Linked DNA regions of Homo sapiens: region 2 is linked to region 1. Evidence: chromatin loops called from intact Hi-C (ENCODE). Cell type or tissue: heart left ventricle. All regions are shown on one strand. Each heading gives the region's core, and the rest is flanking DNA. Links, peaks and the distances in the headings are about the cores only. Region 1 overlaps ADAM22 (ADAM metallopeptidase domain 22). Region 2 overlaps ADAM22 (ADAM metallopeptidase domain 22).

Region 1 (15,887 bases), core at 2,774-10,773:
GGCAATATGAAGACAACAGATTCTGACACTATCTGTATCTCAGAAGACTCTAGATTGCTATATGATAATATGCCATTATTAATTCCTTAATAATGAAAAAATACATGTGTTTTATATGCTTTGAGAACTGAAATATTTTTGTTTTACTTATATAAATCCTAATTTTTATATTGAGTCCATAACAGTATACTTGATAAAAACCTATAGCTAAGACCAAGTCGTCACAGACCAATTGAGCTAAAATTTCAAAAGGTTGTATCAAAATAAGATTTTGAAATGAAAAAGCCATTCTTACAAATTTCCACAAGAGGGCAATAAACTCAAACTTAACTCCGTGCTTTAAGGTTCCCACAGTAACAAGATTTTTGCATTAACACCAAACACACCAAGATCAAAACATTGCCTATTAGTCCTTTGACTCCAAACAAATGTGACCTTGCAGGTTCTTTATGGGAAAGATATACGAATCTGATTTTCCCTTATTTATATTATTGAACTGAATTTAATAAATCAAAAATGAAAAAAAAAACAGTACGCACTTGGTAATTTATAAAGGATGAGTCATGGATGACATAATATATCTCATATCTAAACCACTGTAATTGGGACAACATACATTATTCAATATTTCATAACATCCCCCCAAAACATTTCTTCCAGAAAGTAAAGTCAAGATGAGAAGCAATAATTACTAAACAACAAGATGATACAAGGTTATATTTATCCTATGTGCTCATAAAAGTCTAAGAAAGCCTAAAATGGTCATACACAATTCTGACAATGTTCCAAGACACACGATAGGTTTTCTGTTTATTTTTATTTAGTTTTAAATAAAAACATTCTTAAAAGGAGATATAAAATTTACTTAATTAAAATAACCCTGTAATCTCAGCACTTTGGGAGGCTGAGGTGGGCGGATCACGAGGTCAGGAGTTCGAGACCAACCTGGCCAACATGGCAAAACCCCGTCTCTACTGAAAATACAAAAATTAGATGGGCATGCTGGCAGCCACCTGTAATCCCAGCTACTCAGGAGGCTGAGGCACAAGAATGGCTTGAACCTGGGAGGCGGAGGCTGCAGCGAGCTGAGATCATACCACTGCACTTCAGCCTGTGGGACAGAGTGAGACTCTGACAGAAAAGAATGAACAAAAGAAAGAATGAATGAACGAACGAACAAATGAACGAATGAATGAAAGAACAAAAGAAAAGAAAAAGAAAAGAGAAGAGAAAAGAAAAAAAAGAAAAGAAAAGAAAAAAGAAAAGTGGGCATGGTGGCTCATGCCTGGGATTACAGGGGTGAGCCACCGTGCCCGGCCTAAAAGTTATTTTTCAATCCTTCTTTACAAGACTATAGTAGGATTAGTAACAGGTATCATTCTTAGGTTCTCAGGTCCATTTATAGCCCTTAGAAGGCACAAATATCTTCTCTCTGATTCTCACAACATTGAGTCCATTTGGAAAACCAGAAGGCAGACTGGAACGAGTACTGAGAAAGATGCTGACACTAGGACTTTGGATTGAGATTTTAAGAGAGAGAAAAGGGGAAAAAAAACACTTCATTTTTTACCCCCAATATACACTTGCTGTCACAAATGTGAACAGGTCTCACTGTACTATTCCTAGGTGACAGATGTGCTTGTCTTGAGCTCAGATGTAACAATTTTACTGCTGAAAAGGACTTCAATGTTTCTTTTTCCTAATAAGAAAACAGAGACTGTCTGATATTAAGCATGGATTCCATGTTTGTAAAAACCTCTTTCTTCAAATAATGTATTTAAAGTAAATAAATGTACACCTTTATTCACAGTAGTCTTTTAGCACAAACAAGGAAATGGAAGTCTTCCATGCTCTCAGACACATGGCCTCCTGTCTCTGGTTATTTAACTTACACTTATATTCTTTCCTTTCTGCCTAATATGCTTATTCCCAGATCCTGACCAGAGGTGTCACTCAGGCAGACTAGCTAGATTTTCTGGCCGTGTCCATTAGCTCTCTTTCCTAGATTTAAGATCTGTCAGTGTAACCCTCTCCCTTGGATAGGCTATTCCAACCTATTGCACTCCACTGTCTTCAGGTGGCATGTTTCCAGAGCCCTTAGGTGCCACCTGTTCTTCGGTGACAATGCTTAGCTTGCATTTTTCCCAGTTTTGTTTTTTTTTTTTTCCTCTCTCTCTCTCAAAAAAAAAGCAAATATACCTATCATGTTCCACATCAGGAAATGGGCTAGATTTGGCCTCCTCATGAGACTGTGAGCTCCCAGGACTTGTGTTTCAATCGCCTTAATATTCCTAGGGCTGGCACACAGGAGACACCCAGTAACTGCTTGTTAGATGAAAAGCCACATCTCTAAGATGGTAACAAAAAGGAATTATTTTAAAGTTTCTCAACGAAAATTTAACAAAATTAAAGTGCTGGATTGTTCTGTGCCAAAAAGTAAAACAAACAAGAAGGAAATGAAACGATTTAGTTAAAAGAGAATGCTGAGGAATGACACGGTAGCTTTATAAGGGGTTACAAAACAAGTAAGAAACAACCACCTGTGCATTATCATTATCGACAGGATGGAGGAAGTGGATGTATTCCCATGTTAAACATCAGCAAACATTATTTGATAGAGAAGGTTATGAGAAAGGAAGCAAGGCCTTGAGGAAGGATGAACTTTGTTCCTCGGAGATCTCTGAGAAACGACAGACCCTCCCACAGATTTGCTATGAATTAGGTGGGATTCAGGCTGAAAAAAAGGGGCAAAGACATATGAGCTCTTGAGATCACTAGCAGCCTTTTCTCTTTGTGTAAGGAGTCAGGCGTTTCCATTTACTGAAACTGCTATTATTTGACAAAAATATAAAAACTAATATAAAGAAGGAGTAGGGAAGAATATCAAGGGGCTAAACATCCACAGAAACAGACACCAAAGTTAACCCAAATCACTCCTGTCTGAATTTGGATGAAACTAGAAAAATGCTTCAAATATCATTTTAAGGTATCATTGTGAAATTCAAAAGCCTCTGTTTTCTGCAGCTCTAATTTTATTTAATTTTTTTGAGATGGAGTCTAGCATCTCCTTAAAGTATGCTTATCTTTTTTCTTGACAATATATATTTTTTCTTTCTTTTGCAAAATGTAGGACTTTTCTTTCTTTCTTTCTTTCTTTCTTTATTTTTTTTGAATCAGAGTCTCGCTCTATCCCACAGGCTGGAGTGCAGTGGCATGGTCTTGGCTCACTGCAACCTTCACCTCGCAGGTTCAAGTGATTCTCCTGCCTCAGCCTCCCGAGTAGCTGGGATTACAGGTACCTGCCACCATGCCCGGCTAATTTTTGTATTTTTAGTAGAGACAGGGTTTCACCATGTTGGCTGGGCTGGTCTCGAACTCCTGACCTCAGGTGATCTGCCTGCCTAGACCCCCCCAAAGTGCTGGGATTATAGGCATGAGCCACCACGCCCGACCATTTGCAACCCTAATTTAAAAATCTGCTTGGTTTATAAAATACAAAAGAGAAAAAAAAAATCAGATCCATCACCAATTTAAAGTCATTTCTTGACACAAAATAGGGATATCTACTATAGTGCATTCATAATAAAGAAAATAAATTATTGAAAAAACAAACAGTAAAAATAACTTTTTGAACACTTACTGAAGTCCGTGGCATGTTGACAATGCAACAAATGAGTCAGGGTTTCCTCGGATATGGCCCTGGTAGTAACAGTGCTCTCCTCCCTGAAAACAGAAATAAAGAATGTAAGTCTTTGCATCACAAGGAGAATCAGCTGCTTCATTTCACAGGAGGTTTCTACTCACAATGCACCTCCACATCTAGAACTCTGCATGATATTTCATTATTCAGATTAGCATTATCAAATCTTTTCTAACAGAATTATTCATAAACACTCTGAGTGAGCTGACTCTAAATCAAAATTCAGGGAAATAAAAGTTGACTTGACCTTTCTTTTATGTAGGTGATATTAGAGGAACAAAGAAAGAGATATTGAAATACACATGGGGAGTCAGGCACAGTGTCTCATGTCTACAATTTCAATGCTTTCAGAGGCGAGGCAGGAGCATCACTTAAGGCCAGAAGTTCAAGACCAGCCTAAGCAACATAGCAAGACCCTGTCTCTACAAAAAAAAAAAAAATTGAAATTAGCTGGATGTGGTGGCATGCACCTGTATTCCTAGCCTCTTGGGAGGTTAAGGCAGGAGGATCATTTGAACCCAGGAGTTTGAGGCTGCAGTGAGCTGTGATTGTGCTACTGCACTCCAGCCTGGACAAAAAGAGTGAAATTCTGTCTCAAAAGAAAAAATGACAAAAAAAGAAAAGAAAGGAAATACATATGTGACCCTTGCACCAAAGTTTAATCATCTGCTTTCCTAGTTATAAGAAATTCAACCATGGGCCAGGTGCAGTGGCTCATGCCTCTAATCCCAGCACTTTGGGAGACTGAGGTGGGTGGATCCCTTGAGGTCAGGAGTTCCAAACCAGCCCAGCCAATATGGTGAAACCCTGTCTCTTCTAAAAATACAAAATTAGCTGGATGTGGTAGTGCATGCCTGTAATCCCAGTTACTCGGGAGGCTGAGGCAGGAGAATCGCTTGAACCAGGGAAGTGGAGGTCGCAGTGAGCTGAGATGGCACCACTGTACTCCAGCCTGGGCGATAGAGACCCTGTCTCAAAAAAAAAAAAAAAAAAAAAAAAAGAAATTCAATCATGAGCAGCAGCAAAGCAATACTCTTTTACATAAAACTAAGTAAAAATGAATATAAATCATTTGAGAGTCACTAAATTATATTGATGGAGGAAATGCTTGTTTTTACAGTGTTTATATTGATTACCAGATAAACAGGTTCATACTATTCTTTTCTGAAACCAGCAATGGCTTTAACTGGTAAGCAGTTTATGGGCGGGGTTTTAAATTGTGAAGTTTTTCTTAGCATCCAATTGCATTAATAAAATTCTACTAAGAGAGATTCATTTATTTGGATTCAATGTGCCTGGAAAGGTAAGAAGGTAAATCTTCTGCCATCTTAGGATGTCACCTTTAAATACTTACTACTCAGAGTGCAGTTCAGAGACAAGCAGCATTGACATCACTAGGAGGTTGTTAAAAATGCAGAATCTCAGGCCCCACCCCCAACCTACTGTAGAGAATCTGTATTTTAACAAGTCCCTAGATGATTCATATGCACATTAAAGTTCGAGAAGCTCTTCTCTAAATGACCTCTTTCCATCCTGTCACCAATCTTCTATTTCTTCAGTAGCTGAAAGCTTCTAATTAAATTGACTCACTGAGATACGAAAGAGTGAAACAGAAAGGACCGATAGGATGGGTGGTTTAAAGGCGCAAATGTTACCTACTTCACAGTATGACTTAAGGACTGACACTACTTAAAATGTTCAGTGTTTCACAAATGGAGGAGAGAGAACAGGATGACATGGAGATGTAACAGACTGAAGACATTTTCTTCACCGAAATTCCAAGGAAACCAGCCTAGCCTGAGACTACTGCTCCTTGTGAGATAATCCCACAGAAGCTGGTAACTCTCAGCTTTGGGGAGGGGGTGGAGAGCAGGTAAAATGGTACACAATGCAATCCTGGACCTTAAACCACCTCCAAATTCCCAGGGGAGCCACTGATCATCATGAACTGAGGGTTGCGGTTGCATTTAATGGAGAAGATAGGGTGGTACTTCACATCTGGGTTGTACAGGGAATGGAACCCAGAAGGCCACAGAGTCTTGGGGGCTGAAACAAGTCCTAGACACTAGAACATGGGGCACTGACTTCATGTGGAGCACCAGTGTAGTGTAGATGTTAACAATGTGAGCTATTGGCGCCTTCCCTTACCAGCTGTGTAATCTTAAACAAATTACAGAGACTGCCCGTGCCTCCATTTTCTCATCTGTCAATTGGAGATAATTATCTCATAGGGCTGTTATGAGGATTACATGAGCTAATAGACATAAAGAGTTTAGAGTAATGCTTGGCTCATAGGAAGTACTCAACAAGTGTTTGCTGCTATTATAATTACTGTGTCTGTTACTGTTCTACTCAATTTACATACACAATCACACTAAATCTTCATATCAATCCTACAAAGAAATATTCTTATCCCTCTTCTACATAGGAACCACAATCTCTGAGATTATGGTTGTCTACCTGGGGAGTTGCCAAGTAGGGATGAAAACTTTATGTGGATACAAGGCCTGTGTCCTATCCCCAATGTTGAACCTCGAACCTGTGAGTTATGCAAGGCAAATCTAAACTTTCCCCTAGGCTGGTTTATTCTTTTATTCTGTTGTGTTGTATTCTACTTTGTCATCAGGGCTAAGAGTAAATTTAACAAAAGTTACAATAATGTGTGTTGGGCTGTTGGACTGGTGAACAGTCCACAGATCAGATTCTGAGTGTATGAGAGGATGTTATCACTTAGATGCCCGTGATTTCCTGGATACATCGGATTGGATCAGAGATCAAAGTTCTAGCTTTGTGTTGGCCAGGCATAAAAGGTCAACAGTCAACAGATGACCTGATAAAGACAGAACTCTGTCTATAAGTGTTTCCTTATATTGGACAGTGACTAACCGAATCAGACCTTCTTCTCTTAGAAGTCTGAGCCTCATAGTGAACAGTAACACATGAAGATAGTAGAAACAAAGATAAATAAAGAGAAGTAGAAACAAAAAAAATTCTCGAGAATTATGGTATCAGACTAGAAAACAATGGAAATTGATAGTCATGAGAATACATGTCAATGTCAAAGCATACTATTTTATAAATTACTACAGTTTTCTTCAAAAACGCAACTCTGGAAACATGTTATATTAAATCATAAAAAGGACAAATAATTCATTTTTTAAAAGCATTCCTCCATTATATTGGGGAGAGTTATATAGATGATTCAATAATGGAAAACAATATTTCACTAATCTCTGATTTGAAAAAAATAGGAGTCAAGCCAAAAATAGCAGATGATCAGGATGCATCTGCACAAAAGCCTAACGTGGCAAATGAAGCAAAGAGCTCAATATGGTTGAATCATTATTAAATGTTTCCATGACACTTCAGCAGAGGCATAAACACCAGGGGAAAAAAAAAATCTCAATTTGCATTACTACAATTCAAATCTTGAGGTCTCAACTGGTGGTATATGTAATTATTAGCAATAATGGTGAAAGTTCATTTTTGTGCTGTAATATTTTTCAGGGACTATTAATCATAAGTCAATAATTATTTAAACTAAGAAGTAATGAAGCTTTTATTTCCTTTAACATGCCTAGAAATGTTTTTTAGTCCAAGAGTTAGGCTGTTAAAGGGCTTTCTTAATTTATATAAACTATATTATTAAATATAAATTTAATATTTTATTTTGTAAATAATTATTTTATGTGTTATTTTAAAATAATACACATGTGGTGCAAAAATTCTAAGAATTGAAAGGGTACATAGTGAAGAATAAAAATACTCCCTTCACATATACTATTCAAGCTGTAGATGCCTTCTAAATGGTAAGCATTTTTGACACATTTTGTGTACCATGCCAAGAATAGTCTATGTACATTCAAGTAGATGCATACATACACACATACACATATATCCATATATCCTTTTCACTTCACAAATAGTTTTATACTGTGTACACTGTTCAGCCACTTGACTTTCTTTTTCTTAAGGTAAGCTTGGCATCCTTCTACATCAATACAGTATTTTTTCCAATGATGGCATACTATTCCATTACGGGGGTGAACCAGAATTCATTTAAACAGTCCTGTACTAATGGACATTTAGATAATCTCCTTTTTTGCTGTCATAATGTTGCAACAAACATCCTTTCATATATTCCTGCGCACTTCTATCAGTATATATGCAGGATAGAGTACTAGACATGGACCTGGGAGGTCAAAGAATAGGTGTATTTTAAATTTTAATAACTAATGGGACAGATATAATTGTATTTTTTGCACTTACATGTTTTAGAATATACACTGCATTTGAAAATCATAAACTGCATTTTACTTAAAAATTATCTATTTCAGTAAAGACCACTAACAAACCAACTTTCTCAAATCTTATCAATTATAAAGGTTCTCCATGTCTTCATATGACTTTTGAAGAAAAGTCAAAAGTATGCTATATGGAAGTAAGTATTATATACAATAATCTGAGACAGATGTTGCAGGAAAAGAGAAAAGCCTTTTGGGCTTTTCCTATCAGAGTTGGGCTCTTTATCAGACAGCCAGTCATAGCTTTATTCCTTATTGTCTCTTTTGTTCCAGAAATAAATCCATTGTCCTTGAAACTTTCTTCATACTCCTTGATCTAATAACATAGCCATAAAAGTACAAACGTTTATTTTTAGCTACATAGTTATAGCTAAAAAAAATCTACCTCTATAAAAATGAAGACGATAGTTTATATGTCTATTATTGGTTTATCTTCCTAATGGGAGAAAAATTTATTGTAATTTTTTATTCTAGGAACATCAAAATAATCATTTATTTATAAAATTCAAAGACATACCACATTTTTATTAAACAGATAGCAAAATCTCAAAGGAAAAATAGAATTTATTATAAATATGACAAGATGATAACACAAAGGAAGTTACACAGCCTGGGCCATAAAATGAGGAAAACCTAATAAAGAGAAACAATTGGAGCACAGCTGTAAAGCCATAGTCACATGCCCTCTATCAAGCTCCTCAAAGGAAACTAGACTTTGACAGCTCTAAAATGGGCCAGAACCACCTCCTCCAAATAGCCTTCTCAAATTCCCTTCTCATAAATGACTTCCTGCTAACCCCTCCTTCTCTGAATTTTCATAGTATTTTTCAACCATACTGCAACCTCTTCCTACCTGAATGCCTGTTTCTGTCTTACTTCTCCAATAGGCTATTGTCTCCTTTCAGAGAAGCACATTTGCCTGATTTATGTTTATATACCCACACGTGCTACTGGAGAGAAAACCTCCCTGAATATCCAATTCCTCACCAATTAACTAGAGATAACATCTACTCCAGCTGTTTCATAAGGATATGCAGGAGATTCCATGAGATAACAATGTAAAGTACACTGTAAAGTGCTATATAAACAGGTGAGGGAGGTGTAGTCAGGCAATATTCAGGGATGCTATAATGTCCCTTGAGCTGTGATTCTCAAACTTTGTTAAGAATAACAATTCAAGACATCAATTTATAATGCAGATACTGTCTCTTGCCCAGAGAGTTTGTGCAGGCAGCTCTGAGGTAAGACCTAAGAATCTGCATTGTAACAAATACTCCGTGTTTTTCTTGTTCCAGGAATACCCTAGAGGGGAGGTTCTCAACCTTGGTTGCACTTCAGAATCACCCGGGAGCTTTTAAATTCCAATGCCCATGACTTACTCCCAACCATCTAAATCACAATCTCTGGGGTCCAGGCATCAGCATCTTTTAAAATCCTCCAAATGACTGAATACAAATTCAGTGCTTGAGAACCCTTGTACAAGAGAAATGCTCCTCAAAATAGCAGTTCCCAGAACTGACTCTCAGAAGTACCATGGTAGGCTTTCTAAACCAACTGATGCCCGGGCCTTCCCTCAGGCCTGCTGAATCAGAATCTCCAAGGAGGTAGGGCCCCAGGTTTCTTATAGTTGTAAAAAGTTCCTCTACATGATTTTGATGATCAAATCTGGAATTGTTAACTCTAAAAATATTCAATACCAAACTGTCCCCATGCAAAGGATACAGAAAGATCTTTCAGAGAATGGAAGTATCTACCATATCCTGGACATCCTTTTTAGTGAATTATGTGATAGTTCATGATGACTGATGAGGTGAGTATTATTTCCCCCCTTTTACAAGTGAGAAACCATAGACTGAGAGAGATCATCCACACCCAGGTATGCCTGCTACAAAGTCAAGGTTATTTACACCAGTGGTTCTCAAAGAGTGGTTTGCAGACCAAAAGCATCAGCTTGTTAGAAATGCAAATTTCTCAAGCCTCCCTATAGACTTCCTCAGAAGCTCGGAGGATGCAGCCTACCCACCTGTGATTCAGCCAAACCTTCAGGTGATTTTACTGCATTCTAAAGTTTGAGAACAACTGCTTTACACTACTCCTGTTTCTGATTCTGAAGCTCCTCACTGCTAAGCTCACTGAAATCTTACACTAGTTCCTGAGCTGACCCTTCCTGATACAGAATGTAGTACTCCACTCTGTTTCTTGTTTCCCAAAAAAGAGTTGGCTTTATCAGAAACATAATGGAAGGTAAAAGGTGAGATAAGAATATCAAGGAAGGGCAGAGCTGTATTTTTGTTGGTGCTGGTCATAGGATATCATGCAGGATGCTTTGGCCTGGATCAAAGGGGCTAGAATAACCAAACTTCCAGTTTGCCTGGGACAAAGGGGTTTCCCAGGATACTGGTATTTCAGTGCTACATCTATGAAAGTCACAGGCAGATAGGAATGGTTTGGTCATGCTAAAAGGGTCAGGGCCAGTGTAGGCACCTCCAGATCCAAACACCCGCCCCTGCAACTCTTGTTCTCCTGCTCTGTTCACTGAATCATAGCCTTCTCCCCCTCCATGGGCACTGGTCCTAGAACCAGCCTTCTGCCATGCAGTTTGGGAAGCTCATGCCAGTCACCCTCTTCCACAAGTGGGACCCTTTCTCACCCCACCCTAGCACAGTAGTTGCCAACCTGGCAGCATATTGTAACACATGGGAAGCTCTTTTAAAAAATTCACAGCCTCACCCCATACCAACTGCGCCAGAATCTCTAGAGGGTGGGACCTGGGTATTTTAAAAATCTGCCCAGATGATTCCAATATGCTACCATAGTTGGGAACCTCTGCTCTAGCTGATACCACCTTGCAGGAACTAACGGCCTGTCCTTGAACCCTACTGCATCCTAGATTCCCCCCAAGGGTATACACTGTCCTGACACATTGGTGGCTGCATGGCTGCAGTCTGTTCCACCAGGTGCTTTCCTACCAAAACCACATTTCTTGCCTGGTCTCAACTCCCTCTCGACTGGCATCAACATCAGGAACCTGCCCTCCTCCAATCTTTACTCCACCTTCCCAGTTGTAAGTCTCCTTGGGAGGCTGGGCATGGTGGCTTACACCTGTAATCCCACCACTTTAGAAGGCCAAGGAGGGAGATCACTTGAGGCCAGGAGTTCAAGACAAGTCTGAGCAACATAGTGAGACCGCATCTCTAATACAAATTAAAATAAGAAAATAAACAAATAACAAAGTAAGTCTCCTTAGGGCCAGCTGCATAATGGAAATTCTTAAAAAAGCTAAATTTTATGTTAAAGATGATCCACCAACCTATCCCGATTAAAACTCATAACCTGTGACTGTACAGAATCAGACTGGATTCACAAAAAGGACATAGGCTAAATATCTGGTCAGGTACAGAGTATAATTGATTCTAAAAGTATCTGATTCTAAAGGCTAAGAAAAGTGAAAAGATTATTTCCTCTCATTTACAGTAAATTAAAATTAAGTGAGGCTATCACATGGTTCCCAAATGCCAATAATCCATGAATCTATACTAATGCATCTCAAAATCTTTATCAGTTCCTGTCAAAAAAATAAAAATAAGTACAGTGTACTTAATTTTTCATAAAGCTAAATGTATTTAATTTTTGAAAAACTGTCATTTGTTCTATGTTTACTTCCTTACCTTTATTATTTAAAATATCAACTGTTTTCCTTTTTTAAATAGACTTATTTTGGAATAATTCTGATACACAGAAAAGTTGCAAAGATGGTATAGAGAAGTATAGTATATCACCCAGGTTTTCCCATTGTTAATATCTTATATTTCTTTAGTATATTTGTCAAAACCAAGTAACTGACATTGGTATATTACCATTTACTAGACTCTGAACATTTAGACTTCACCAGTTTTTCCTTTAATTTTTTCTTTCCATTCCAGGATCCAATCCATAGTGCCATATTGCATTAGTGGTTAGGTTCATTTTTTTAAAATTGGTAGCAATAGTAATAGTATTTAGATGTTTTGAGAGGGTTGTTTTCATATATGGCAAAATAGAAGAAATGGCAACCCTATGTTGATCCTCAAAATTCATTTTGTTAGTATATGGATCTATGAAATATAAAAGTATAAGACCAAGAATACAAATGAATACTTCCTAGACTTTAACTTAGCACTATAGGTTTTCAAAAGCCTTAAAAATACAACTACCCTACATCATCAGGCTTAATTTAAATGATTAAAATGTAATATTTAATGTTACATATGGAAATGAATTCTGAAAGATTACTCAGTAATATTTCACTATAATAAGTATCTAGAACCCCTTAATGTCTGAGATTCTTCTGGACTATCCTTTCAATGATGTTTGCATAGGGAACAGCTTTGGAAGATGGAGACAATCTCCCTTCAAAGCAAAGGGCAGGCATGTTTACTTCCCACTATAAAGGATTCAGGTTTCCTAAATTCGGAATTTCTTTGTTGTAACACAATGCACTGTGTGCTCAGGTTAGCCGGCCCTTTCCTCTGTTACCCTCTGGGAATTAAGGCTCAAGATACCAGGGTAAGAAAATGTTGCTATTCTGGCTATTGCCAATGCCAGAGTAATGAAGTCCTTCGTCTCTGACCCAGGAGTTTCCTGTCTTCTGCCGGCATAGATAAAACTGCAGCAAGCTAATGCCTATTAACTTGTAAGTAGGATAAAATTTCAGACTTTCAGAGTTGTTGAACTTGGATTTTCCATCTTCCCCTAAAAATTAAGAGATCTGTTAAGAGTAAGACTCCATTACCACTTTTCCATTTTCCTGCAAGACAAAAATCAGCTAAAGCTAAATAAGGCACATACTGCCCATCTTATCACAGGTAACTTAACTCTCATATACACTACTGGTTAACACCTTTGGGTATTAATATTTGCCACTCCATTCCAGGGTACAAATGTTCAAACAGCATCTAACAACATAGTCATTAAAAATCTCTGTACTATTTCAACATTCATTGGTGAGCACTAGGATCTTGTAGTATCAATCAAAAACATTTTAAAAACCAAAAGGATTAGGCATATTATGGACTTAAAAAATTAAAAGGAAATAAAACGAGCCGATGAAAAAGAATAATTTCATTTAAAAGATACATGATTACCACCGGAGAGGAAAAGATGTGTAAGAATATTATTGTAGCAAAAGTTTCCACAAGAAAGGAAAAGAAAGACAGTAGAAAACCACTGGATAGGAATAAAAGTGATGAGGAAGGAGTTAATCTTATTAAAAGATGGTGAACACCATAAAATATAGGGGCCATAACTTTCTGTGTTTGTCTCTGTGTCTCTATGTCTATACCTTTCTCTGGTAAGGACACCAACCATCGGATTAGGGCGCACCCTAATCTAGCATGACTTCCTCTTAACTTGATTACAACTGAAAAGATTCTGTTTCTAAATAAGGTCATACTCATGGGTTCTAGGAGTCGTGAATTTTGGGGAACACTATTCAAACCAGTAAAATAATTCATCTCTTTATACATAGCCAAGTAAATTTTTATTCACAATCCAGGGATTTTCCTTTTAAGAAGCTTGGTTCAGTGGTAGAAACTGGAGGTGTCTACCATGGCATCACTCATCTAATAAAATTAACCTGTATCTTAATTACCTATAACCAGCATTCTAGTTTCCTATCTCTTTATTTTAAAATACTCATCATTATTTTTACACAATATGGCAAACTTAATATTCCATTTTACTAAGTCAAACACAGCTTCCTAAATTGCTTATTTGTAACAGAATAGTCGAGAGAAATTAATATGCAGCTGTCAAGTAATCATTAGACACCCACTAATATAACAAATATCAGACTACTAAAAATTTTAGGTTCCCACAAAATGCTCAGCAACAGATTACTGTAATGCAGAGAGGGGGCTTATCAGATTCTCTGAGATGTAGTTCTAAATTGGGAGAATGGAAAATCAATGTGGACCACATAATATATAATTACTATATAATTACAAACTCATGAAATTATAACTCTTTCCAGGAAACCACTATATCATTGTACCTTTTTATGAATAATAAAATTTAAATGCATTACTCTATATGGACTTTTTAGCATAAAGACTGTGAATTACCTAAAACCTTATTCTGTAGTTGATGTTTGACTAGTAACAGGAAAAAACATAACTGACTAGATGATTGTTGCACAAAGAGAAAACATATTTGTGCATTCCTAAAATACAGGAGGAATTTTCTTTTGTCATATCTGAAAAAGATGTTTGTTGTTGTTTTCTTTTTTTTTTTTTTTAAGGAAACACAACTATATGAGGGTCTAAGGTAAGGAAAAAAAGGAAATCGTTTTTTCTCCACTTTTACCATAAACATAACCTCCTTTAGTTTCACTTCAATTCTATCCTCCATTCCTTTTTTGAAGAAGGAAGGATAAAGAGAAAATTTCTGGCCGCTAAAAGATTCTGTTGCAGCCAGGCACAGAGGCTCATGCCTGTAATCCTAGAACTTTGGGAGACTGAGGCGGGTGGGTCGCTTGAAGTCAGGTGTTTGAGACCTGGCTAACATGGTGAAACCCTGTCTCTACTAAAAATACAAAAATTAGCCGGGCATAATGGCGCACACCTGTAATTCCAGCTACTGGGGAGGCTGAGGCACAAGAATCGCTTGAACGTGGGAGGTGGAGGTTGCAGTGAGCCGAGATGGTGCCACTGTACTCCAGCCTGGGTGACAGAGTGAGACTCTGTCTCAAAAAAAAAAAAAAAAAAGAAAAGAAAAAAAGATTCTGGTTGCAGCACGTCCAAGAGAGCATGTAAGGCTCTCTTGCACCTTGAGCCTTACATGCTAAGCTCAAGCAGTTAATACTAGCATTCAGTGGTCATTTTTATCTCTGCATAAATGATTTTGGATTAGCCCAGGATTTATTAACAGGTAAAAAGAGTCAGATTACTAAAGAGGTCTCAAACAATATCCTTCATGGAAAGCAAATTAATATTTAAGGTTGTATCTAATGAAAAGTGATGCTAAGCATGAAAAAGTAAAGTGCTTTTTTTCCCAGCAAGTGTTTCTATGAGAATAAGCTGATCATTCACTATTTCTGTTACTTATGTTTCCATAAATCAAGAAGGGAGTTGAACCACCAGAGTCCCTTCTTGTTCCATGATTTGCAAACTGTTTTAAAAAATCACAGGTTACTTTTCTTTTAAATACAAGGCCAACTTCCAAAGAATCAATATCTTGTACACTGCACTTACCACAAAGGAATAGAATTTAAAACCAACAACAAAGATGTTCATATGTTTGGAAATTTTTAAAATACCAAATATACAATTTTTTAAAATATTATATTATTTCTAAAAATATAAATAATTTATGAGTCATATAAAGTCATAGTATAAGTTATGGAATATATATATATGTGTGTGTGGACAACAGCAAAAAAAAACTATGTAGCAGAGCTTTAGGATGCTGCTAAAATGGTACTTGAGTAAATTTTAAATTCTTAGATGCATATAGAAAAGAAGATTGGTAATTAACAAATTAAATATTTAACTAAATGAATTATGAAAAGAAAAGCAGAAATTTCAGAGCAGAAAAAAGGAAATTACAAAAGTAAGAGCAGAAATTATTGAAAAATATATTTTGGTAAAGAAAGTAAAGCTGGTTCTTTGGGGGAAAAAAAAAAAAAAGTATTTTCAGCCAGGCACAATGACTCATGCCTGTAATCCCAGCACTTTGGGACGCTGAGGCGAGAGGATTGCTTGAGGTCAGGAGTTCGAGACCAGTCTGGGAAACATAGTGAGACCTGGTCTCTACTAAAAGTAAAAATTAAAAAATTAGTGTGGCAGCACATGCCTATAGTCCCAGCTACTCAGGAGACTGAGGGAGAAGTACTGCTAGGAGTTCGA
Region 2 (15,887 bases), core at 3,042-11,041, 58 kb after region 1:
CCATGCCCAGCCCACAGCACCATTTGTAATAATAAAAAACTGTAAACAAACTTAATGAGCCTTAACAGAGGAATATTTAGTAAATTATGGTAAATCCATCAAATGGTATATACTATGTAGCCCTTAAAAAGAATGAAACATTTCTACATGTATTAGTATGGAATTAGCTCTAAGATATTTTGCTAAGTGAAGATATCTTTTTTACTTGGTTTCTTTCTTTCTTTCTTTCTTTCTTTCTTTCTTTCTTTCTTTCTTTCTTTCTTTCTTTCCTTCCTTCCTTCCTTTCCTCCTTCCTTCTTTCTTTCTTTCTTTTTTGAGTTATCCTGAAATCTCTAAGAATGCCTCTGAGCATTTCCTCTTCTCTTTAAGTCTTTTTATTATTATTATTTTGAGAGAGAGATACTTGCTCTGTTCCCCTGGCTAGAGTGCAGTGGTGCAATCATGGCTTGCTGCAGCCTCAAACTCCCAGGCTCAAGTGACCCTCCCACCTCGGCCTCCCAAGTAGCTGGGACTACAGGCATGCATACTATGATGCCCAGCTAAATTTTTTTTTTTTTAGCGGAGAGGGTGTCTTGCTATGTTGCCCAAGCTGGTCTCCAACTCTTGGCTTTTGCTAAGAGATATCAGTAGGATGTACCTAATATGCCAACATCTGCATACAAAAAATACAATTATGTGTGTGTCTGTAAGTATGTGTGTCTGTGTGTCTGTGTATATTCACATATACATGCATACATGAATACATGGGCTCCCTCAAGAAGGAGACTGACAATAAATGCAATAATAGATATTGCTCAAAGGGGGAACTGGATAACTGGAGGACAGAGATGTAAAGGAAACTTTTTAAAATTCTGTACCTATACCCATATAATATTTTCAAAAAAATAAATACATTTAACCCATAATATACATTTAACAATGAAGTAAAACATAAAAGTCCATGCTGAACTTTTTTAACTGAAGAAAGATTCAACATGAATGATGGCAGCCGAGAAGGTATTTGAAGAGAGACAGTGTTTAGTGAAAAAGGCCTGAAAGTACCAACACAAGTGAAGAGCAATAGAATTTAAGGCAAACAGGATAGCTGACCGGGGAAGGACATGGGAAAGTTAACTTTTTTTCTCAGTCAACCACAAAGAAAATAAATGTCACATGGGTGTGTGGAAGGAACAATAGAGATAAACAAGGAAACTATCACGTGCAGCTTCAATCTGTTTGGAAAAACAGCCAAAAATTATCACAAATTTTGTGATATGTGTACTGTGTACTTTGATTTTAGGTTATGTTTGCTAAAGATTCTAAAAGTATGCAAAATATGATAATCTAATCAAATAGCAGCATCTGGGAACTTTTTTTTTTTTCAGACGCAGTTTCGCTCTGTCACCCAGGATGGAGTGCAGTGGCGTGATCTCCGCTGACTGCAAGTTACGCCTCCCGGGTTCTCCTGCCTCTGCCTCCCTGGTAGCTGGGACTACAGGTGCCCGCCACCACGCCAGGCTAATTTTTTTTTTTTTTTTTTGCATTTTTAGTAGAGACGGGGTTTCACCTTGTTAGCCAGGATGGTCTCGATCTCCTGACCTCATGATCTGCCCGACTCGGTCTCCCAAAGTGCTGGGATTACAGGCGTGAGCCACCGCGTCCGGCCGGGAATTTTTTTTTTATGTGCTAAAGCCCGAGGTCTTTGTTTTCTTCATGGTACTCAACTATCTTCCAATGTTTACAAAGTGAAGTGGATAGCAGGGACACCCCAAGTGGTGGGCAGTAAACGGCCCATGGTGGATGAGTGAAACAAACACATCAAAGTTGCAACAAATGATATATTTGGATAAATTCAATTAGCAAACAGCTTTAAGCAGTCTGGCAAGTTAAACCCAGCCTAAACCCATATTCTGAATTTGGAGGGATATTTAAGGATGCCCTGTTGAAAGGCAAAGGTAAAAATACAAAAAATAATTTTACCAAAATAAAAAGAACAAAATAACTTCATCTCATAACTCCTACTCAGTGGGCACAATGGGTCTAGTATAAGACCCTTTCAATAGTCAATATGAAATGATAATATAAAAAGGCTAAGTCAAAGGCCAAGACTCTATAAAACTTGTTAAGAAATAGCAAAAAATGGACTACTGAAAAACCACATTCTTTTTTTTTTTATTTATTATTATACTTTAAGTTCTGGGAAACATGTGCACAATGTGCAGGTTTGTTACATATGTATACGTGTGCCATGTTGGTGTGCTGCACCCACTAACTCGTCATTTACATTAGGTATATCTCCTAATGCTATCCCTCCCTCCTCCCCCCACCCCACAACAGGCCCCGGTGTGTGGTGTTCCCCACCCTGTGTCCATATGTTCTCATTATTCAATTCCCACCTATGAGTGAGAACATGCGGTGTCTGGTTTTCTGTCCTTGTGATAGTTTGCTCAGAATGATGGTTTCCAGCTTCATCCATGTCCCTACAAATGACATGAACTCATCATTTTTTATGGCTGCATAGTATTCCATGGTGTATATGTGCCACATTTTCTTAATCCAGTCTATCACTGATGGACATTTAGGTTGGTTCCAAGTCTTTGCTATTGTGAATAGTGCCGCAATAAACATACATGTGCATGTGTCTTTATAGCAGCATGATTTATAATCCTTTGGGTATATATCCAGTAATGGGATGGCTGGGTCAAATGGTATTTCTAGTTCTAGATCCTTGAGGAATTGCCACACTGTCTTCCACAGTGGTTGAACTAGTTTACAATCCCACCAACGTGTAAAAGTGTTCCTATTTCTCCACATCCTCTCCATCACCTGTTGTTTCCTGACTTTTTAATGATCGCCATTCAAGATGGATTAAAGACTTAAATGTCAGACCTAAAACCATAAAAACCCTAGAAGAAAACCTAGGCAATACCATTCAGGACATAGGCATGGTCAAGGACTTCATGTCTAAAACACCAAAAGCAATGGCAACAAAAGCCAAAATTGACAAATGGAATCTAATTAAACTAAAGAGCTTCTGCACAGCAAAAGAAATTACCATCAGAGTGAACAGGCAACCTACAGAATGGGAGAAAATTTTTGCAATCTACCCATCTGATAAAGGGCTAATATCCAGAATCTACAAAGAACTTAAACAAATTTACAAGAAAAAAACAAACAACCCCATCAAAAAGTGGGTGAAGGATATGAACTGACACTTCTCAAAAGAAGACATTTATGCAGCCAACAGACGCATGAAAAAATGCTCATCATCACTGGCCATCAGAGAATGCAAATCAAAGAAAAATCAGGTAAGTTAAGGTCTTTTCTAGCTCTGACTTCAGTGACTACAAACCATTCAATAATATTTTTTAATTTCTTTCTTTTTTTTTTTTTTTTTGAGTTATCCTGAAATCACTAAGACTGACTCTGGGCATTTTCTCATTTTCTCTGGTATAATTCTTTTAATTCCTTTTTTTGTTTTTTTGAGACAGGGTCTCACTCTGACACCCGGGCTGGAGTGCAGTGCAGTAGCACAATCATGGCTCACTGCAGCCTCAAACTCCTGGGCTCAAGTGATCCTACTGCCTCAGTTTTCTGAGGAGCTGGGACTACAGGCATGCACCTTATGATGCCCAGGTTTTTTTTTTTTTTTTTTTTTTTAGTAGAGATGGAGGCTTGCTATGCTGCCCAAGCTGTTCTCGAACTCTTGGCTTCAAGTTATCTTCCTGCCTTGGCCTCCCAATGTGCTTGGATTACATGTGTGAGCCACTACACCTGGCCTTCCTGTTTAATTCTTTATAAATCTTTCAAAAATTTACATTATATTTATTAAACAAGAAAGCATCTTGAGGTTAGAGTTTTTAAACAAAATCAAAATAAAAACCATGTTCTGTATCTGTACTTTGATTTCTGAGTTGACATTTTCTTGTATTTTTTACAAAGTAACATTACTAATTCTTCTGAGAGCACTTCATATTTCAAAGTTTCTGTTATGAAAAGTATTTTATATAAAATAATATATTTCATCAATTTAAAATAACATCTGCTGACCAAAAATAAAAAAGAATCTATATACCATTCACTAACTCTAACCTTAGATTTCTCAATTTATGATCAAGGTAAAAATCATCCCTTTCACCCCAAACTATAGTTATCCAAATGACACATGAAATAATGTACACGGTAGGCCGGGTGCACTTGCTCACGTCTGTAATCCCAGCACTTTGGGAGGCCAAGGCGGGCAGATACCTGAGGTTGGGAGTTCAAGACCAGCCTGACCAACATGGAGAAACCCTGTCTCTACTAAAAATGCAAAATTAGCCGGGCGTGGTGGTGCATGCCTGTAATCCCAGCTACTCGGGAGGCTGAGGCAGGAGAATTGCTTGAATCCGGGAAGCGGAGGTTGCAGTGAGCCAAGATTGTGCCACTGCACTCCAGCCTGGGCAACAAGAGTAAAAGAGTGAAACTCCATCTCAAAAACAAACAAACAAACAAAAAACAAAAAACAGAAAAGAAAAAAAAAGAAACAGTGTACAGGGTAAAGTTCTATTCCAAATGAGAAAAGATGTTAGACTCTGGACAAGTTATTTACCCTACATGGACTTCAATTTGAGATAAGAAATATTCTAACTCCCCATTTTACAAGTGAGAAAAGTGAGACTCAGAGATGTTAGGGATTTCCCAAGAGCTTGAAATCTGCTAGTTAGCAGTCATTAAAGCCTCAGGTGGAGGCCTCTTCTGAGAACAACCAGCAGGCCATTCTGAAAAATAAAGATGGAGCCTTACTTCACACTAACACCTATATAAATTCTAAGTGGGTTAAATGATCAATTATTTAAAATAAAGTAATAAAAGTCATGGGAGAAAATTTGGGTGACTAATTCCTCAATGAGAAGGGCCTTTCTAAAACCAAAGCCAAAACTGAAAATAAAACATCCCTATAAATTTGGCCACATTTTTAGATAAAAATCTAAATAATCCCTCTGACAAAACACACTAAACTCAGTTAATGATAAATGACATACTGGGAGGTAGGGAGAGAAAAGGGAATTATCTGTAGAATGTAGAGGGTAGCCATAAAATCTGGAAACAGATATTATTTGATCATGAATTATAATATCTATAAACCATTTATTATATATTTTCCTGTGTTTCTAGACTTAGCGACCACCCTGTATATAAAAAATAGTTGATACTATTAATGTATAAATTAATAAGAAAAGGTGAACATTCTAGTAGAAAATGGAAATGGTATATTAGGAAGCAATTCATAAAATGCCTACAAATGGCCAATATACATTTCAAAACATATGTTCAATCTTTCCAGAATCAAAGAATATTGAAAGATGAAATTTTTTACCTAACATAAACAAGTATTTTAAAAGATTAATAAAAATTTAGGAACACAGGTTAATCTTGAGTGAATACATTGGTATAGACTTTATAGAAGGCAGTTTGACAATATGCAGTATAAATAGAGGATATATTTCTAGTCACCAAAATGCCTCTCCTAAGAAAAGGTCCAAAGAAAATAATTGGCCCAGAATAGTAAAATATGTGAAGGATATTCATATAATAACAGCAAAATACTAGAAACAATCTAACTATCCACTAAGAAGTTAATTGTTAAATAAATTACAAAACAATCATACACTGGCATACTATGTAACTATTAAAAATACCATAGGGATCTACTTATGAAACGTAAAAATTTTTATAAAATAAACAGTGAAAAAAGTAGGCTGCCGATCAGCACAAATATTATCAGATTCAATAATATAACAGGGAAAATATTTATTTCAAAAGTTGTGGAAGTCTAGCAACAGGGCAGGACATAAGAAGAAAACATGGCCAGAGAGGTATTCCAGTGGCAGAGAAGTTCAAGAAACTTCCATTTTTACTTTTATTTCACTTCTTTTTTATTGCTAATTTTATATTTTCATCTTTTTAAAAAATGTATTTCACTTTTCTTATATATATGTATATGTGAATAATTTTATTTAAATGTATATACATCTGATGCATTTATTTATTTGATCCATTTACTTATAAATTCAGTGCCCTGCATACGTGTAATCTAATCATGGCACTTTAAAAATAAATTTTTGTGAAAGATCCCGCTAAAATAAATAACAACGGAAATTTGAATGTATCTCAGTGTATTACAAACTCATATAACTTAATCAAATTGTTAACAATTAAAATAATTAGTAGTATCTTCAATGTTCAGAATACATACAGTTCATGGTACATAACAAAAAATCATTTTTTAATAAAAGACAAAAAAATCCAAAACATGCCTGTGTGCTCAATTTTTAGAAATATGTAAAAATTTAGAGAGCACTTGACTGCATGGAATTTTGAGTCTTATTAACAAAACAAGAAAATACAAAAATCAAATCCCAATGTATCATTGAGAGTCACAATAAACAGAACTGACAGTAGACACACAGACTCCATGAAAAGAAAAGATCTTGGTGAATTAGAACAGTCAAATCAGGATTCATGAAGACTTAATTGCTGGAAGATAGATTAAATGTCCATGGTTTGTAAAGAGGCATAGAGGAACATTTCAAATGAAAAGAATAACAACAGCAAAGCTGTGGCAGGGAAAAAACTACAGAGGTAGAGAAAAGATAAGCCTGCCTGAGAGTTTAAGTTGAGGAAATAATACCACCAGCTAGCATTTATGGTGTGCCAGGAACTGTACTAGGTATTTTAAATGCATCCATAGATCACAGAAATAAACAGCCAATTGGGAAGGTAGTTATAAATATGATCTCATTTGGTAGGCTAGGAAATAGATGCCTGAAGACAAATGGCAAGCCCAAGGAGGTACACAAGTGGCCAGTGAAAGGAACAAGCACCAAGTTCCACAGCTGGTGAATGATTACACCAAGATGTATTCCCACGTAGGTCTAATTCCTGAGTCTACCATCTGAACAACCACATTCCACTATTAATGAAAAAGAGTAAAACTAAGTTGCCCATGATTTTATATTGTATCAACAAAGTGGCCAGTGCACATTAAAGAACTATTCAAGATGAAAGTCCTATAAAAATTAACCTAACTGTAATAGTGTTGGAAAACTGGATAACCACATGCAAAACAATAAAATCAGACTCTGAAATCATGACATATATAAAAAACACTCAAAATAGGCTAAAGACTTAAACACAGACCTGAAGCTATAAAACTTTTGGAAGAAAACATAGGGTAAAAGCTTCCTGATATTGCTCTGGGCAATAATTGTTTTGGCTATAACCCCCAAAACACAGGCAACAGAAGCAAAAATAAACAAATAGCATAATACCAAACTACAAAGCTTCTGCACAGGAACAATCAACAGAATGAAGAGAAAACCTACAAAATGGGGGCAAATATTTCTGAAACAAACATCTGATAAGGTGTTAACATCCAAAATATATGAGGAACTCAAAAAACTCAATAACAAGAAAACAAATAACATGATGGAAAAAATAGGCAAAGGATCTGAATAGACATTTTTACAAAGAAGATATACAAATGGACAACAGGTAAATGAAAAAATACTCAACATCATTAATAATCAGGGAAATGCAAAGTGAAACCACAATGAGATATCACCTCACACAAGTAAGAATGGCTTTTATCAAAAAATAACAAAAAGATAGCAAGGGCTGGTGAGGATGTAGAGAAAAAGGAACTCTCACACACTGTTGATGGGAATATAAATTAGTACAGCCATTAGGAAAAACAATCTGGAGGTTTCTCCAAGAATTAAAAATAGAACTATGATATGATCCAGCACTCCCCCTTCTGGGTATGCATCCAAAGAAAATGAAATCAGTATGTCAAAGAGATATCTGCACTCCCATGTTTATTACAGCACTATTCGCAATACCTAAGATATGGGGTCAAACTAAGTATCTATGGATGAATGAATGGATAAAGAAAACAGGGTGACATACACACACACACACACACACACACACACACACACACACACACACAATAGAATACGACTCAGCCTTAAAATGAAGGAAATCCTGTCATTTGCAACAACACGAATGAACCTGGAGGACATTATAAATGAAATAAGCCAGGCACAGAAAGACAAATACTACATGATCTCATTTACATGTGGAATCTAAAAAAGTTGAACTCACGAAAGAGAAAGTATAATGATGGTGCCAGACTCTGGAGGAAGTGAGGAGGGTGTACAGAGAGACACTGGTTAAAAGGTACAAAAGTCCAATTATACTGGGGCAATAAGTTCTGGAGATCTATTGCACACTGTGGTAACTACAGTTAGTAATGTATTATATACTTGGAAATGGTGAAATGTTCTCACCATAAAAACATGAAAAGTACGTGAGGTGACAGATAAAGTAATTCACTTGATGTAATCATTTCACAGTATGTACATACATCAAAACATCATGCATACCATAAATATACACAATTTTTTTCAATCATATCTTAATAAAGCTGGGTGGGAAAGCAACAAGAAAAAAAAAATAACCTAACTGCAAGACATAGAAAGAATTAACAAAGGAGATTCATGGTTGAAATGTCTCTATTAGGCCTGGTGCGGTGGCTCAAGCCTATAATCCCAGCATTTTGGGAGACTGAGGTGGACAGATTGCCTGAAGTCAGGAGTTTGAGACCAGCCTGGCCAACATGGTGAAACCCTGTCTCTACTAAAAATACAAAAATTAGCCCGGTGTGGTGGCAGGTGCCTGTAATCCCAGGTACTCCGGAGGCTGAGGCAGGAGAGTCGCCTGAACCCGGGAGGCGGAGGTTGCAGTGAGCTGAGATCACGCCATTGTACTCCAGCCTGGGCAACAAGAGCGAGAGTTTGTCTCAAGAAAAAAAGGCCGGGTGCAGTGGCTCAAACCTGTAATCCCAGCACTTTGGGAGGCCGAGGTGGGCGGATCGCCTGAGGTCAAGAGTTCCAAACCAGCCTGGCCAACATGGTGAAACCCCGTCTCTACTAAAAATACAAAAATTAGCCAGGTGTGGTGGCAGGTGCCTCAATCCCAGGTACTTGGGAGGCTGAGGCAGGAGAATCACTTGAACCCAGGAGGCAGAGGTTGCAGTGAGCCGAGATCGCGCCACTGCACTCCAGCCTAACTGACAAGACCAAGACTTCCTCTCAAAAAAAAAGGCCAGGCACCTGTAATCCCAGCACTTTGGGAGACCGAGGCGGGTGGATCATGAGGTCAGGAGATCGAGACCATCCTGGCTAACACAATGAAACCCTGTCTCTACTAAATATACAAAAAATTAGCCAGGCATGGTGGCACACACCTGTAGTCCCGGCTACTCAGGAGGCTGAGGCAGGAGAATTGATTGAACCCGGGAAGGGGAGGTTGCAGTGAGCCGAGACCGCGCCACTGCACTCCAGCCTGGGAGACAGAGTGAGACTCCATCTCAAAAACAAACAAAAAGTCTCCATTATATGAATTTAATAAATTTCTCCAAATCGAGGAGCTTTTAGTTGAAAATTCCACGTATACATCCATCTGCATGTTATCATTATGGAACCACATAACAGAGCAGATAACATAGCAGTTCCTGAGCACTCTAAAGACATCATCATCATAATCATAGATGATATGATGCAGAATCTATTATCCAAAAGGGAAGAGTAACTTTTAAGTTAATTTTAAACCACTTTCTTCAAATAATTGAATTATCAATAGCTTAGCTAAGAGTGGAACTGCAATGTAATATTTGAGAGCAGTCAAGGGCTATTATTTGACTACAATTTTGAAAATCATTTTAAAAATCTACTTTTTAATAACTGACATATTGTTTGGCTTCCCTATTTTAATTTCAAGAACAAGTACTTCTCTTTGGATTTAATGTATGCCATACTGTAGCAATGAGAAGAATAGTTGATTTGATTTATATAACACACATTTATAAAAACAGATGAAGTATCTTTGATGCTAAAAATGGAAATTATTTTCCCTAGGATCTCTTGTATTTTTAAATGGCATGCACACTGATTAAAAACTCTCCACAATTTACATCCACATATGGACTTGTGTGGATTTGCATGGATGTATCTGAAATAAATAATGTAAATGCTCTTTATTTTGTCTATACCTTTACTCAGCTTTTTCACTGATTCAAATTGGAAATAAATATAAATTTTTAAGTATACATTTTCTTCTCTTTTTTTTTAAGAGATGGAGTCTCACTATCCAGGCTTGCCCATGTTGGAGGGCACTCCACAATCGTAACATACTAGAACCTCTAACTCCTGGGCTTAAGTGATCCCCCAGCTTCCCAACTAGCTGGGACTACATGCGCATGCCACTGAGACTGGCTAGCATACATTTTCTATAATATGGAATGGCATAAATCTTACCCTGAAAAGTAGAATATTCTTTTTTTTTTTTTTTTTGATACTGAGCCTCGCTCAGTCACCCAGGCTGGAGTGCAGTGGCGCGATCTAGGCTCACTGCAAGCTCTGCCACCCAGGTTTACACCATTCTCCTGCCTCAGCCTCCCGAGTAGCTGGGACTACAGGTGCCCGCCACCACGCCGGGCTAATTTTTTGTATTTTTAGTAGAGACGGGGTTTCATCGTGTTAGCCAGGATGGTCTCGATCTCCTGACCTCATGATCTGCCCATCTCGGCCTCCCAAAGTATAGAATATTCTTTATCCATGTGTTCATTTATCTGTACTAATATATACAGTTAATAAAATAATAAACAGAATCATTATTATTACTTTTCCAACAGTCACTTCCCTGAGATCTATGTTTCAAAGAAGAAACAGCAATATTGTTTGAAGCTGCAGATTTGAAATGGGCAGCTAGCATCAAACCCTCAAAGAACAGAGAAAATAGGTAAGCTAATTGAAAGGTCACCATTGCGCAAGGAAGTTTGTGTCATCCACCTTCTTGCTACCAGAAGCAACTTTTTCTTCTTTTACAGCTATGGTGTATTTCTTTCCTTAGAAGGCTATTAATATATTCAAATTTTGATCTGGTATGCCAAGGAAATAGGAAGAAATATCAATGAATGAACAAGACAATCAGGACACCTTGAGATTAGGTTAGAAGCACATTAAGTCACACTCAAGAACAAGATATTATATTGTGGATTCCTAGCTATCATCGAGTCTCCCTTAATCAAGTGCAAAATGTCAGCCTGACCTGAACAAGTTCAGGAAAGACTTGAATTGGAGGATGAACATAATTACTAACTGAGCCACAAATCTATTTTTTTTCCTAAATGAAGAGAAATGCTAAGTCAATGGAGAGAAATGAAGACTGAATGTGCATGTGAGTAAAGGTAAAAATATTAATTTCCAATTTCATTTCAAACTTCAAATCAAGTATAAAGCTAAAGGCTGTATAGCAGAGTAATCTATGAATAAATATACAAAAGATTGTTGCATGTAATGATCTCAATAGCTATAAGCAGCTCCAAATTAAACAGGCAAACAAAACAGTTAAGTCTTTAAGTGTCAGTATTTAGTTTCATACCAGCTATATACCAGATCAACATAATCCACCAATTTGAAAATGAAACCAAAGTTCACTTCTCACATTTTTCCTCCCTACAAGATGCTCTAGCTAACACACCATATTTGGAAAATTTATAAATTTTCAAACCCTCTGCAAAATGGAAGTAAACTTGAATCTTTCTTATGGCCTACTAAATAAACAATCAAAAACTGGCAATAGATTCTGATGTATTCAAAATCAATGGAAAACAGTGAGAAAGCCCTCCCCTGAAGATAAACTTTCTTCTTAGATTGGAGAAATGATTTAGACAGTACAGCAAACAATACAGTATAGATATGACTCAAAGAAAAGCTCTATCATCAATTTTAGCAATACCAGCAGAGAACAATTAACAACAAATCTCTATATTTACATAGAAACAGGTGCTATTTATAAATACATTTTAAGAAACCAGAGAAAAACACTTTTCTCTCTATTCAAATAAGAAATCTACATTTTTATTTTGTTTCTCAACAGATCTGTTTCTAAGAAAAATTGCATTTCAAAATGTGGCTTGGCTCACACACATACACACAAAGGCAACTTAAAATAAAGGGAATGCTATTCCTTCAAAGGTCAGAGGATGAAAGCCATAATTTGATTATTCACCAGAAGCAATTATCCTTATCTGGGAAGACAGAGGAAGGCAGTCACTTTACATTACACTTTACCTGGGCTAGGGAAAAAAGCATGTTAAATTGTCCAGAATTTTATAACAAAGGATAAGGGCAAAAGTACTGGCGTGTATCTCTCATTAAAAACATGATATTTGCAAAATTAATCTTAAATTTCACATTCAAATATAGTTGAGTTGTGGGAAATGTTTACAAAGAGGTAACAAAGACAGATTTAAGATAAAATGAATGTATAGATATAGATGAGTATATTAAAACATTTTTAGGTATTTTTATATATATAAAATATATATGGATGTGTAATTAGTATAGTTTTCCACAAACATGCACATACTAATGTAAAACTCCAAGCTAGCATTCCATTGGCACCATCTATGTTAGTATAACTATTTTAACTTCCGCAAATAATTAATGATGGCACTCACTACCATTCTTGATTCCATCTGTCCTGTGGTAAGTAGAATTCTAAGATAGCCCCCAAGATTCCCACCCCAAGGTGTATACCCCCTGCACAATTCCTTCCCCTTGAATATTGGTGGGACTGTAAATACGATGGGTTACCATCCATATAATGTTACATGGCAAAGGGGTTTTCACAGATGTAATTAAGGTCCTTTATCAGCTGACTTTGTGTTAATGAAAAGGGAGACAACTTTGAGTGGCCTAATTTAATATTGTGAGCCCTTAATCAGGTCAGAAGCCATAGCAAAAGCTCTCCTGCTAGCCTGGAAAAAGCAGTTGCCATATTATAAACTGCCTATGGAAGGGGCCATTGGACAAGATCTGAGAGTGACCTTTTGGGGCTAAGAGAGGTTTTGATCCAACTCTTAGCAAGAAAACAGGGACCTTAGTCATCGAGCCACAAGGAATGCTGAATTCTGCCAACAACCTTGAATGACTCTGAGAAAACCCCCAAACCTCAGATGTAAGCCAACACCTTTATTTCACCCTGAGCAGAGACCCAGCTCATCTGAACAAGCAAACAGGCCAACACCTTTACTTCACCCTAAGCAGAGACCCAGCTCATCTGAAAACAAAATCCTGAACCACATAAAGTGTGAGATAATAAATTTGTGTTATTTTAAGCCACTAAGTTTGTGTTAATTTGTTACACAGCAATAGAAAAACAAAACAAAAAAAAAACTAAATAAAATTTTAATTTTCTCTTTACCACATCATCTGCAACAGATATTTAATAAACTTGGATGACAGGGGAAGTATAGACAGAACCACTTACAGATGTGTGAAAATCTAGAAGACCTGATGGTGATGGGGAGTAAGCTGATGAGTTTAACAATGGATGTGTTGGCTAGGCTCAGTGGCTCACGCCTGTAATCCCAGCACTTTGAGAGGCTGAGGCGGGTGGATCACCTAAGGTCAGGAGTTCGAGACCAGCCTGGCCAACATGGTGAAACCTCGTCTCTACTAAAAATGCAAAAAGTAGCTGGGTATGGTGGCGGGTTCCTGTAATCCCAGCTACTCAGGAGGCTGAGGCAGGAGAATAGCTTGAACCTAAGAGATGGAGGTTGTAGTGAGCCAAGATTGTACCACTGTACTTCAGCCTGGGTGACAGAGCAAGACTCCATCTCAAAAAATAAAATTAAAAAAAAAATGGAAGTGTTGATCTTGAAGTGATAACTGAAATCCTGACCCTTTGAGAAAGATGCAATAGGAACTGGTGGTGTGGGGAGAACAGTCATGAAAGAGGTCAGGCTTAGCAAATATCTACAGAAATAGGGTTGAACTGTGATGAGTGGGAGAGTGAAAAGGACACTGACTCAGGCTTGGATATGTCTACATTTAGAGAGGGAAGATGTGCTAAAAAGAAGCTGGAGAAAAGGAAGGAAGAATTACTATTAAGAGTTTTGAGGATGAGAGAATCAGCCTTTTCAAGTACCTACAGAGAATCCAAGGACAAAAACGGTCATTAAGTTTGAAGACTAGTATGTTACTGGTAAAGTGGCGAGAGTATATTCAGTAGAATAACACAGATAGAAACAAGATAGTGAGAAAAAGAAAAGTGGCTCATTCTTTCTCTTTTTAGATACGTAATAAATGCCAAACAGTAATCACCACTGGTCATACTAAACACAGACACACAGACACACAGACACACACACACACACATGCAAACATGAATGAAAAACATTTCAACCATAATTATATTATCTGTCCCTGTCCTTGGAATCCTTAATATTTGGAAAGATATAGAAACAAAATCAGGTTCAGATTATAGCCACCGTACATGAAATGTATATATATATATATATATATTTTTTTTTTTTTTTTGAGACAGAATCTCGCTCTGTTGCCCTGTTGCCCAGGCTGGAGTGCAGTGGTGCAATCTCGGCTCACTGCAACCGCCGCCTCCCGGTTCAAGTGATTCTCCTGCCTCAGCCTCCCAAGTAGCTGGGACTACAGGCGTGTGCCACCATGTCTGGCTAATTTTTTGTATTTTTAGTAGAGATGGGGTTTCACCGTGTTAGCCAGGATGGTCTCGATCTCCTGACCTCGTGATCCGCCTCCCTTGGCCTCCAAAGTGCTGGGATTACAGGTGTGAGCCACCATGCCCGGCCCATGAAATTGTTTTCTAATGTAAAACTCCTTCTCATAAACTTGATGATTATGACTACCATCCTTTGCAGATCCATAGTCTTGGAAAAATCTGGAGCTCTTCAGTTGGGTTAAGAAATGTATTATGAGGCTAAGACAGGAGGATCGCTTGAGCCCAGAAGTCTGAGACCAGCCTGGGCAACATAGTGAAAACCAACCTCTACAAAAAACTAAAAAATTAGCCAGGCATGGCCTCACATGCCTATAGTCCCAGCTACTCGAGAGGCTGAGGTGGGAGGATTGCTTGAGCCCAGAAGGTCGAGGCTACATTAAGCAGTGATGGCACCACTGTGCTCCCGCCTGGGCAACAGAGCGAGACTCTGTCTAAAAAAAAAAAAAAGAAGAAGAAGAAGAAATATCTATTATTCAGTTACTATGTAGAATAGCAGAGATGCCTGTAATCCCAGCACTTTGGGAGGCCGAGACGGGCGGATCACGAGGTCAGGAGATCGAGACCATCCTGGCTAACACGGTGAAACCCCGTCTCTACTAAAAATACAAAAATTAGCCGGGCATGGTGGTGCGCGCCTGTAGTCCCAGCTACACGGGAGGCTGAGGCAGGAGAATGGCGTGAACCCGGGAGGCGGAGCTTGCAGTGAGTCGAGATCGCACCACTGCACTCCAGCCTGGGCGACAGAGCGAAACTCCGTCTCAAAAGAAAAAAAAAAAAAAAAGAATAGCAGAGATGTATCATTCTGTTTATGTGACTTTTTTTTTAGAGCGTGCTTATATTTGGATGCTCCAGTCTAAGTTTAAATCCAGGGATTTTGTAGTTCATAAGGCAGTGAATATGTCTGACAACCATAAGCCAAAACATTCTAAAATTTACACTATATGTAATAAATTTAGCTCATTGCTAATTTTTAATACCTTTCTATCCTAAGTCAAAATAAGCCAATTATTCCTGAAACTTATCACTTCATAGTCTACATTCTCTCCCATAGAATAGATGGAGTATACTTATCTATCCACAGGACATGGAGAATGCTAAAAGTCACACTTGTCAGGAACTGAGCTAGGTCCTAGAGACACACAAAAAATTACAAGATGTTGTCTGGTTTCCCAACACTTACAATCAAGTAGCTCATAACTCCTGAATATTTCTATGCTGGCTGAGATATATCACTATGTCCATGGGGTACAAAAAACTGC

The links. A loop is a pair of places that touch in the nucleus more often than their neighbours do. Peaks named below come from ENCODE experiments on the same cell type or tissue, not always from the same donor. Only the 100,000 strongest peaks of a DNase experiment are listed, where the experiment ranks them.
Region 2: it touches region 1 in a loop (2.2-fold over the local background); 3 of 110 quality-filtered maps call a loop at or near these places.

What each region holds. Positions count from the first base shown.
Region 1 is chr7:88,096,012-88,111,898 of GRCh38, reverse strand. ADAM22 (ADAM metallopeptidase domain 22) reads right to left here. Exons shown (of 32, transcript NM_001324418.2): 5 at 3,641-3,723. Among named protein-coding and RNA genes, the nearest start is that of SRI-AS1, 110 kb to the left of the region's middle. In heart left ventricle, for the core only: no CTCF peak of the experiment used is centred there; no DNase peak of the experiment used is centred there.
Region 2 is chr7:88,037,974-88,053,860 of GRCh38, reverse strand. All of the region lies in intron 3 of ADAM22 (ADAM metallopeptidase domain 22), which reads right to left. Among named protein-coding and RNA genes, the nearest start is that of ADAM22, 110 kb to the right of the region's middle. In heart left ventricle, for the core only: a CTCF peak has its summit at 7,777; no DNase peak of the experiment used is centred there; H3K4me3 peaks cover 918 bases; H3K27ac peaks cover 729 bases.